Linked DNA regions of Homo sapiens: region 1 is linked to region 2. Evidence: chromatin loops called from intact Hi-C (ENCODE). Cell type or tissue: natural killer cell. All regions are shown on one strand. Each heading gives the region's core, and the rest is flanking DNA. Links, peaks and the distances in the headings are about the cores only.

Region 1 (5,383 bases), core at 318-5,317, 58 kb before region 2:
CCAGTGAGGTCAGAGAACATTTTATCTTTTTGTTACATCCTCCTGCCCACAACACACCTCTCACCCTTCAACCCACAGAGCATGTTGTGAGTGCCTCCCACAGGGAAGAATCCCATCAACATCTGCTGCTGGGAATAGGACTGAAATGAAACCCAATGGTCTTCATTGCTGTCTCTCTTCGGGAAAGCGAACCTGTCAATCACCCCACCATTAGGATGATGCCAGGCTCTGAGAGGGCAGCACAATTTCCCTTCCTCCTGAAATCAAAGCTTGAATGTTTGTACTGTGACACCCCGGCTGTCTGGAATCCTATTGCAGCCTGAAAACCATGACTTTCAACCAATTCTTCCCCATCTTTTCCTCAGAAAATTTCTTCTCACTTTATCCACTATGTAGCTGCATTTTTTTCATAAGAACTCAAAGTATAGACCCACTTATTCTTTCACAAACTTTACTGCAAAGAGAAACTAAGACAAATAAGCAAACATTTTATTTTTAAACGTTTTAGACCTAGATTCCACAAATAAGTGAAGTCATACAAAATTTTTTCTTTTTGTGTCTGGCTTATTTCACTTTTCATAATGTCCTCAAGGTTTATCCACCCTGTCACACATGATATGATTTCCTTCTTTTTTAAAGGGTTAATAGTACTACATTGTGTCTATGTACCACATTTTCTTTATCTATTCATCTGTTGATGGACACCTAGGTTGCATCCACATCTTGACTACTGTAGACAATGATGCAATACATACACGGTGCAGGTATTTCTTCAAGATACTGACCTCATTTCCTTTGTATATAATACCCATCAGATTGCTGGTTCATATGATAGCTTTATTTATTTTATTTTAATTTTATTTTATTTTTGGGACAGAGTTTCACTCTTGTCACCCAGGCTGGAGTGCAGTGGCACAATCTCAGCTCGCTGCAAGCTCCACTTCCCAGGTTCAAGCAATTCTCCTGCCTCAGCCTCCAAGTAGCTGGGATTACAGGCACCTGCCACCACACCCAGCTAATTTTTGTATTTTTAGTAGAGATGGGGTTTCACCCTGTTGGCCAGGCTGGTCTCGAACTCCTGACCTCAGGTGATCCATCTGCCTTGGCCTCCCAAAGTGCTGGGATTACAGGCATGAGCCACCGCACCTGGCCTATTTTTAATTTCTTGAGGAACCTACTACCTGTACCAATAACGAGTGTACCCATTTACATTCCCGCCAACAGTGTACAAGGGTTGCCTTTTCTCCACATCCTCACCAACACTTGCTATCTCTTGCCTTTTTGATAACAGCCATTCTAATAGGTGTGAGGTGAGAGCTCACTGGGGTTTTGATTTGCATTTCCCTGATGACCAGTAATGTTGAGCAGCTTTCCATATACCTATTGGCCAGTGTTATGTCTTCTTTGGAAAGATGTCTGTTTTTGCCCACTTTTTAATTGGGTTGCTCTTTTGCTGTGAAATCCTGCCATTTGCGACAGCATGGATGAATTTGGAGGACATTATGTAAGTGAAATAAGCCAGACATAGAAAGACAAATACTGTATAATCTCACCTGTATGTGGAATCTAAAAAAGTCAAACTTATAGAAGCAGGGAATAGAACAGTGGTTGCCAGGAGGTGGGAGGGCAGAAGATAGGGAGACGCTGGCTAAAGGGTACCAACTTTTGGTTATAATGGGGACCTACTATACAGTATGGATGGTGATACATGAGTTAATTAATTGTGGTGATTACTACACCATGTTTATATACATCAAATAATCACACTGTATGCCCTGAATATATTCAATCTTTATTTGACAGTTAATTATTTAAAAAAAAATTTAAAGCAATTGTTTTCTTTGGGCTTTTTTATATTTTCCAAATTTTCTAGACGATGTGTTCATTTTGTGATCAGGCAAATACAGTACCAAAAAAATAAAGATCTGCAGGCTTAAAAAAGAATATTTTATCAAATCTTAGTGGTTAAAGTACAGGATGTAGAAATCTTTTCTTTAGAAATAGAATACTTAACAATTAAGATGGCTTTCTTTATGAAGGTCTAATTTATATGAATTTAACAGTATAACCTGCTTGAAAGTACGACCACTTGTGACACACTGTTCAATTATAAATCCAAATTTCAGATGCATTGTTTCATAGGAAATATGTTACCTATTTGTAACCCGTTTTTAGTAATGTTTGGCCTCTTGGATCAGATCCATTTATTCACTCAGTCTTTAAACACAAAGTATTTCAAGGTGTACTGTATGCCTGGTACTACAGACAAAGTGGTAGGTAAAAACAAGTTTGACACCTGTGTAGAAAAAAAACTCTCCAATTGTGTTTTTTCTCTGCTCTCACACTACCACAGCAATCGTCAACAGACTTCTGTGACCAAAGGTGTGGGTGGTTTTCCCCCACAGTAACAGGCACCAGCTGAGTGTCCGCCAATTCAATTCTGACATGATCTACCCAAGGACAGTATCAGATCCCACAGGCTGGGGGCTCAGTCCCAAAGACATCTCACCCCCTCCTCCATTGCTAACCCTGCCCTTCAGACACCAATTGCAAGTCCAGGCCTCTAGAACTTTTTTTTTTTTTTTTTTTTTTTTTTGAGACGGAGTCTCGCTCTGTCACCCAGGCTGGAGTACAATGGCAGGATCTCGGCTCGCTGCAATCTCCGCCTCCCAGGTTCAAGTGATTCTCCTGCCTCAGCCTCCTGAGTAGCTGGGATTACAGGCACCCGCCACTACGTCCAGCTAATTTTTGTATTTTTAGTAGAGACGGGGTTTCACCATGTTAGTCAGGCTGGTCTCGAACTCCTCACCTAAGGTGATCCGCCCTCCTCGGCCTCCCAAAGTGCTGGGATTGCAGGCGTGAGCCACCGTGCCCAGTCCCAGGCCTCTAGAACTTCGGACCAATGGGCCTCAAGCTGGGGTTCCCAAGACCCCTTTTTCAGGTTTGGTTAATCTGGTGGAGCCAGTTATAGAGCTCAAGAAAACACATTTGTCAGTTTAATATCAAGGATATTGCAAGGGATACAGATGAAGAGATTGGTAGGGTGAGGCATGTGTAAAGGGGCACAGAGTTCCCATGCCCTCCCTGTCCACATCACCCTCCAGGAGGCTCCACATGTTCAGCTGTCCAGAAACTCTCCAAACCCCATCCTCTTGGATTTTTATGGAGGCTTCATTACGTAGGTATGACTGACAACCTTGTAGAAATGGGACTGGGCAAAAAGCATATCATCTAAACCCAGCAAGTCCTGTCCAGACTTTAGATATGGGGTGGGATCCTCTCTGGAATGAGGGTCTTTTGACCCACATTCAGATTAGAGTCTTACCTTGGTCAGGAGAAAGGACAGGAGAAGGTCAGAGAGAACTTCTGTTTCCTGAGGCCTGAAGTGCCCCAACATTATAACAAGGACCATGTGAATTTTGAGCCAGGACCCGTGGATGAAAACCTATAGATCTGCATATCCTAATACCACAATACCTGATTTAGTGGAACATATATTGTTTTGAAAAGTCCTAGACAATTTAAAAATAGTTAGGGAAAAAGGATTTTTTCTTAAGAAATAAAGGTGAAATAAAGCATGGAGTCAGGTAGAGATTCAATCCAGAGACATTTCAATCTAGAGTGGCCCAGCCTGTAGCTGACATGGCTTCTCAGTCCATTCCCTGCCTTGCCTGCAGCTTCCACATGAATGACCACTGGCCTATACAGGGCTTGCACCTTGCTGGGCCCTGTATGGCTGGGGAAAATAAAAAGGAAAAGCAAATGGGTACGGATGCTTTGGGAGTTAATCAACAGTTCATAACATTTAGTTTTTTAAGTTTTGCTAATAGATGTCAGATTGAGTAATGTCAGCCCTGAAGCCCTTTTCTTTAAAAAGGAAGCCCTTTTCTTTAAAAAAGAAGAATTGTTTCCAGAAGCCATTTTTTTGCTAACTTTTTTCACTTATATCCCAATGCTGTGTTGATTCATAGGAGGAGAAGTGTCTTGAACTGTAAAACCATTACCTTACATCACAGAAGATAAATACAGTTAAAACAATTTAAAGCAAGTCAGTGAAATATATAAAAGAATAATTTACTCCAGGATTGTGACCCTCTAGGCTAAGTTTCTGGCAATGACAAGTATTTATGGCTGAGTTATACACTCTTAGAAAAGGCTCATGATAGAAATATTGCCAGTCCCTTCTTCCCTCAGAGTTCGGCAGGCAAGAGTGGCCATTAATGTCTATAGTTTATCCTCTATTAGGGTGGGGGTGGAGTTAGGGAGTGAAGAAAGCAAGTCACTTAGAACCTAAATAACTGGGCCAAAGAATATGCCAGGGAAAACCCGCAGGTCCTGACTCTCTAACATCAAGCGTTAGGCTGGAAACTGCAAATTAAAACCACAATGAGAGACCACCTCACACCTTTTTGAATGGCTTTTCTCAAAAAGATGAAAGAAAACATGTGGTTTTCGCCGCCATCATGGTGTGTGTGGTTGACTCCATTCCTCACCATGTCTTCTCCCAAGACTTTCAGGGTCAAGCAATTCCTGGTCAAGAAACAAAAGCAAAATCATCCCATTTTATCGGGGGAACCTGCCCCTGATAATTCAATGTAGGTTCTTTTCTATTTTCCCTAAGTGTTGGCCAGTCTGAGAAATAAAGGGAAAGAGTACAAAAGACAGAAATTTTAAAGCTGGGTGTCTAGGGGAGACATCACATGTTGGCAGGTTCCGTGATGCCTCCTGAGCCGTAAAACCAGCAAGTTTTTATTAGCAATTTTCAAAGGGGAGGGAGTGTATGAATAGGGTGTGGGTCACAGAGATCACATGCTTCAAGGGCAACAAAAGATCACAAGGCAAATGGAGGCAGAGCGAGATCACAGGATGGGGTGAAATTAAAATTGCTAATGAAGTTTCAGGAACACACTGTCACTGATAAACATCTTAACAGGGTTCAAGAGCAGAGAACCAGTCTGACTAGAATTCGCCAGGCTGGAATTTCCTAATCCTAGCAAGCCTGGGGGTGCTGCAGGAGGCCAGGGCATGTTTCATCCCTTATCTGCAACTGCATAAGGCAGACACCCCCCGCTGAGAGGCCATTATAGAGGGCTCTCCTCCCCCCAGGAAAGCATTCTTTTCCCAGGGCTGTGAATTATTAATATTCCTTACTGGGGAAGGAATTCAGCGATATTTCTCTTACCCATTTTCGATAATAAGAGAAATATGGCTCTGTCCTGACTGGCCTACAGGCAGCCAGACTTTAAGGTTATCTCCCTTGTTCTCTGAAAATCACAGTTATCCTGTTCTTAAGGTGCCCAGATTTCATATTGTTCAAACATACATGCTTTACAAACAATTTGTGCAGTTAACACAACCATCACAGGGTCCTGAGGTGACATAC
Region 2 (5,383 bases), core at 71-5,070:
ATAAACATTTATAGAATTAAAGAGCGGGGAAATGGGAAGGAGAAACTTGCAGCAGGGGAGCTTTCCTGGTGTGTAATTTGGAAAGACTGCTCTGGTGGGCTGCACCGTGGGGGCAGTGTCCTCCCTCACTGCAGGGCCACAGGCCTCCCACTTTCTTGCCTGTTTTCGTGTCTCCTATCTGCCTGCTTTTGTGCCTCCTATCTTTCTGCCTTCCTACCTCTACATCATCCTCCGTGCTGTTGGTAGGGTCATGGCTCCCAATCATGGCCAACATGAGACTTTCACTATTTGAAAACTTTACTAACAACCAAATGAAGTCCAAAATCTGGACCTTCCACCCTCCGACCTTCCCCTAAGCCTCTGGCCAAATTTGTTTTTCATGTGCCTCAAACACAAAGAGCATCTCCCTGGTATGCGATGTTTCTTGTGATGCACTTTCCTGTTTGAACTTCCTCCCTCTTCCTGCCAGCCCTTGTCTCCATTCATCCAAATTACACCTATATTTCCAGGCCATGGTTTCCCCAAACCAGAAGTAACCTCTGTCACCTCCAACTCCCCAAACCTTGCTTTAAGCTACTTTCCAAATTCCACCTTGCATTACAGTCACTTGGCCCAAACGTTTTACATGGCGTATAGGCATACATTCTTTCTTTTCCTCACAGCAAACAATAATATCTATTCAACAGATTTAGGTAAGATTTACAGGGATTTTTTAATTACTGTTATCATCCTTCATCCAATAAAGCAGATTCAATTACCTCTGTGTCATTTGAGCAACAACAAGGTTTAGCCATTTTCCCTTTAGTTCAATTCTGCTATTTTCACTGAAAACAGAATAATCAGACCATGTTAAGAATGAAAATTCAAACACTGTGTCAGCACAAAGAAACACAATGTGAGTAGTTGAAAATATTTTCATCTTATTAAATGTTTGCTCTTTCCAGAAACATTTATAGGATTTAAAGAGAATAAAAGGAAGAAGTTACAAGCCCTATGTTAAGTATTCTTTATTTCACTTAAATGAGCAACTATGTTTCTTAAAAGATAATAAAGAGGTATTTTGAGAAATCTGATGTCAGGAGTTAATGGGACTTTACAAAGGATCTCTTTTGGAGACATATACTAACATTACCAATACAACAACTGAATTCTTTGGCTGTTTCTCACATGAAAAAGGTATACATTCAACTAGAGCTTCCAGTTTGCAAAGAGAAATAAATGTATCCTATTAGTGAAATGAATTAGGTAAATGACTTAAAATTTGCTATAGTCTCGGGTTCTTTATATATCATGAAGGAAATGATCCTGTCCACACAGAGGATACACACACACACACACACACACACACACACACGCACGCACACCCCTTCACTAAGCAATTCTGGAAATATCGGTGTTGGTAGCATATAGAATTTTATGTAGCTGGCCAAGAATTGGAACAAGTATGTTCTTAAGAGCCTGTCTGCTAAAATGAGAATGTTAAGTTTCTTAGGATTCTGCTCATTAAATGGTGCAGCTAAATGCTCCCAGAATTAATGCCCAGATTTTATTCTGTTTGGCCACGGTCACCACTGTGTGCAGATATGATGCACATAGCTATTTACAACACTAGTAAGTATGAATATTGTGTTTTACACCTCCATCCTTGGAAGTCTTCTTATATCAGTATTCTATGAAACATGGCTCTTTCTCTCGAGGCAGATTACAAAGAAGATTTTTTTAAAGTGTAAGTTGGTTAAATAGCTGAAGTCAGGAAAAATTTTCTCACATTAAGAGTTATTGGATTGTGAATAATCTCTCAAGGGAAGTGCCAGAAGCCCCATCAACTGAGTTATTTAATTAAAACTGCTCAGGAGTAAGTAGAAGAGATGTTGCCTGAGGGAATAATTTCACACTGATCCCTGAAGGATTGACTTGATGGTCTTGAAATTCTTAACAGTTTCAAAATCTTAAATGTCTTCAGAAATAGTCTCCTACCATTTTCTCCACGGAAAGAAAAAGCCATTCTGCCTGCAACCTCCTCTCCCTATAAAACCAAACAAAAACAAAAACCAGCAACAAAAACCATAACTTAGAAACCAGATCTTTTTATCGACGCTACCTAAACCATCACAGGACAGCATTAACTCAAAGATAAAGCCACAGAGGAGCTCCAAGCATCAGTAAAAACTGAGAGCTTTACCAGCTAAGAGCTTTTGGACTTTCTTCAGTTACTTATTTTCTTTTTGTTTGCTTTTGAATATCTCAAATCTCACATTTTTTATTTTACAAAATGCAATTTATAATGTTACTTTCAGTTAATAATGTGATCTGTTAAGAGGTAAATTCCTATAAGGCCTTTTTGAAGGTCACTCACACCTACTCACTAATCCTATAAGGAAGTTTCCCAGAGCAAGTGCTGGAGAACAATGCCCACTATCTGCAGCTCTCAACCTTTGAAGTGAGGAATTTTTTAAAAGATCACAGAAGCCGAGATGGTCTGAGGAGGAGTCTCAACGTGTGTGGGCTGAACATGTTCCACAGTTATTTGACAGGCATTGAAGGCTATAGGACACCAGCTCTTACTCATGTGTGAGGCCACAGTCCCCACGCTGCATTGGCACCCACACACCACCAACACCCATTCTGAAGAGGAAATGTATTCCTCATGTTGTGGTTGGCAGCCGCCTTCAGTGCTGGGTAAACAGCTGTTGTGGTAAAGGTGTGAGTTGTCTTGATCACTGAGAGTTGAAGGAGGAAAAACCAAGAACTGTGTAGTTTCCAGCTATACTCACAGAATGTTCTGAGGTCACAGGAGAATCAGTGTCCGAAGCTTCAGCTGTAGCCCATTCTCTATCAATTCAGCCAAGCATACCCCTACTCTACAATCATCTTGAAAATATAAATACCTACAATAAGAAGGGTACAGTTTCAAGTTTACATAGGTAGTATAAATAAACAAAATGGCTGCACACAAAGATGGCAGCCAATTCCACTCCCTGCTCTGGCTCGCCTGACTGCATTTGACAACAAGCCCAAAGTAAAAGTTTCCTCTGGATTTTGCTACAGCTCAGAAGTGTCAAAGACTGGGGTGTCTCACGGGGCATAAAGGAGGTGAAGGAGGTAGAGAGAAACCCAGGCATCGAGACAGACGGACAATCTCAATCCCCAAAAATCCAAGCCTGTACCCGTGCCTGTACGTGAATTCCACTGTATCAGCCATTCGATTATTGAATTCAATTGTGTATATAAATTTAGTATTATCTGGCTTTAGAGAGTTTTTAAACTTTCTCTTTTTTTTTGATTTTTGATTACAGAGCTTTGCCTGAAAGCCTGAGGGTTGATTCCCACAGTGACATGTGTTCTTGTGCCTGTTCCTTCCTGGGCTTAGCACAGGGAAAGCACGTGGATAAAAACAACCTTGGCACACGTTCTGGTAACCATCCACTTTCAGTTTCCCATTTACTTCACCCTTGAGAAGTGCAGTGACCATAACCTTGCTTTCTGTGAGTCTTAAAATGTTTTTTATCGTCTGCCTTCTTTATATACTATTTTATTTCATTACGGAGTGAGATTTTTAAGCCTTTAAAATGTTTCTGCTTCATCCCTTGTGGATTCCTTATAGGTACCATTTAGTATTTTTTTCTTTAAATGAAAAACTGCTAAAATGTAACATTTTTTAGTCTTGTGTGTGTGCATGCATACACACACACATGGATATATAAAACCTTTATGACTTATTTCTAATCTCACCAGAATGGGCCTGAAGAGAGAGCTTATGGCTTCATTCTCTAATCAGTTGACTTGGAATGACTTTTTTTCTTATTTCTCCATCTGACTTAAGAAAATTAAAAGTGATAGAGATACATATGATAGACAAAACTGAAAAAGGTCTACACAAGGACTAAGGAAGCTAGCAGGAATTGGTGACCCTTATAACAGGAGAATAAGAAAGACTCTTTCTCTGTGGCCTTCTTAACCTTGTTTGAAATTTCCTTTGACAGGCAATAGCCTTTCAGACCAAATCTCCTCCTCCATCACTTTCACCTGTCATTAATAGATATGATAGTGTCATTTTCGTATGTTTTCTTCCTTCCTTCTGAATTTGGGATAGGCAAAACAAAAGCCGAAATGAAAGTGTGCAAATACCGTAAGATAGGTTGTAAAATACAATTGCATAGTGCATCTGGCTTCCCTTGCCTTTTGAAGCAGCAATTCAACATGTCAACCAAGCCATGAATTGTAAACCGGAATAAATTGCTTTAATTTGTTGATCAATTCTATGTGTTGGTTCAATTTTAGAGGTTTTTGGTGTTTTGTTGTTGGGGTCCTTTTGAACAATGAAAATTATCTTCCAAAGTAGGTTACACTGGAGCCTACTATCTAGAAAATAGCTGTCTATTTTCTAGATAATTTTCTAAAGCAATTCTCCTGGAATAGTGCCTATTAATCTCAACATCCAAATTTTCTGGGTTGGCAGTTCAAATTCCACTTTTTCAGGGACTCTGCCCTGAATTTCCTAGGTAAAATAAAATTATATCCTCTAGACTACAATGCGACTTATTTTTTTGCCTCAAATAATAATTTGTGATATAAACTTTTCTCTCTCCCAATATTCTACATCCTATTTAGAGCTAAGATCTATGTCTTTCTATCTTCCAAACCACTGAACATTACATTGTACATTGTAGATTCTCAGGAAAGACTTGATGAGTGAATTAATGGATAAGTGGGTTCAGCTCCTGCAAATCAGCACACCCATTTATAAAAGCCAGATTTGAGACACTTCCCTCTCCCCAGCTTTAAATCAAATTTAAAGGCTGAGATTATACCCCAGCATTAGAAAAATGTTGGCCATGCTGCCCTCAACTAATATATAGGCCAGCATGATCTTTAGAATCCCTTTCATCATAGGATTCCTCAGAACTGCCATCAATTCTGGAGCCCTTAATATTAAAGGAATCTCTTTAGTGCCACTAACCAGCAGATATATACAAGAATGAAAGAAAACTTTGGCTGCTATGTCAGCTGCTGGGAACCTGGACAGAGAACACTTGTCCCTGAAGGGTGTAGAGATAAGAGCCTTCTAAGAATGAGCATGGATGGCATATAAGGAGCCTCATCCCACCTGGGAGAGAATGAGACTCTTAAAGGGAAACAGTGAGGAACATCTCTGTGCCCAGTTTGAGATAAATGGACTGGAATATGGGAGATCACAGAGTCAGCAAACATACAATACAGCCAACACAAAGTACCTGCATGTGTGGAGCAAGAAAATCTAACCCTCTACTATAAATATGAGTTCTATGTGTCTTCTGCTCTCACATCAATAATTCACCTGTTCACTTTCCTCTCCCTCCCAACTCTCCCCCTCTTTTCTCTATGCCCTCTACATTCTTTAACA

What was found. A loop is a pair of places that touch in the nucleus more often than their neighbours do. Peaks named below come from ENCODE experiments on the same cell type or tissue, not always from the same donor. Only the 100,000 strongest peaks of a DNase experiment are listed, where the experiment ranks them.
Region 1: a loop joins it to region 2, with 6 times the contacts of the local background. A loop is called at or near these places in 6 of 110 quality-filtered maps.

Annotation. Positions count from the first base shown.
Region 1 is chr18:69,874,286-69,879,668 of GRCh38, forward strand. The region is part of intron 3 of CD226 (CD226 molecule); the gene reads right to left. Among named protein-coding and RNA genes, the nearest start is that of CD226, 71 kb to the right of the region's middle. In natural killer cell, for the core only: no CTCF peak of the experiment used is centred there; a DNase peak (open chromatin) is centred at 2,396; H3K27ac peaks cover 677 bases.
Region 2 is chr18:69,932,958-69,938,340 of GRCh38, forward strand. All of the region lies in intron 2 of CD226 (CD226 molecule), which reads right to left. Among named protein-coding and RNA genes, the nearest start is that of CD226, 12 kb to the right of the region's middle. RefSeq lists enhancers at 2,215-3,414, 2,801-3,020. In natural killer cell, for the core only: no CTCF peak of the experiment used is centred there; DNase peaks (open chromatin) are centred at 2,094, 2,624 and 3,394; H3K27ac peaks cover 3,565 bases.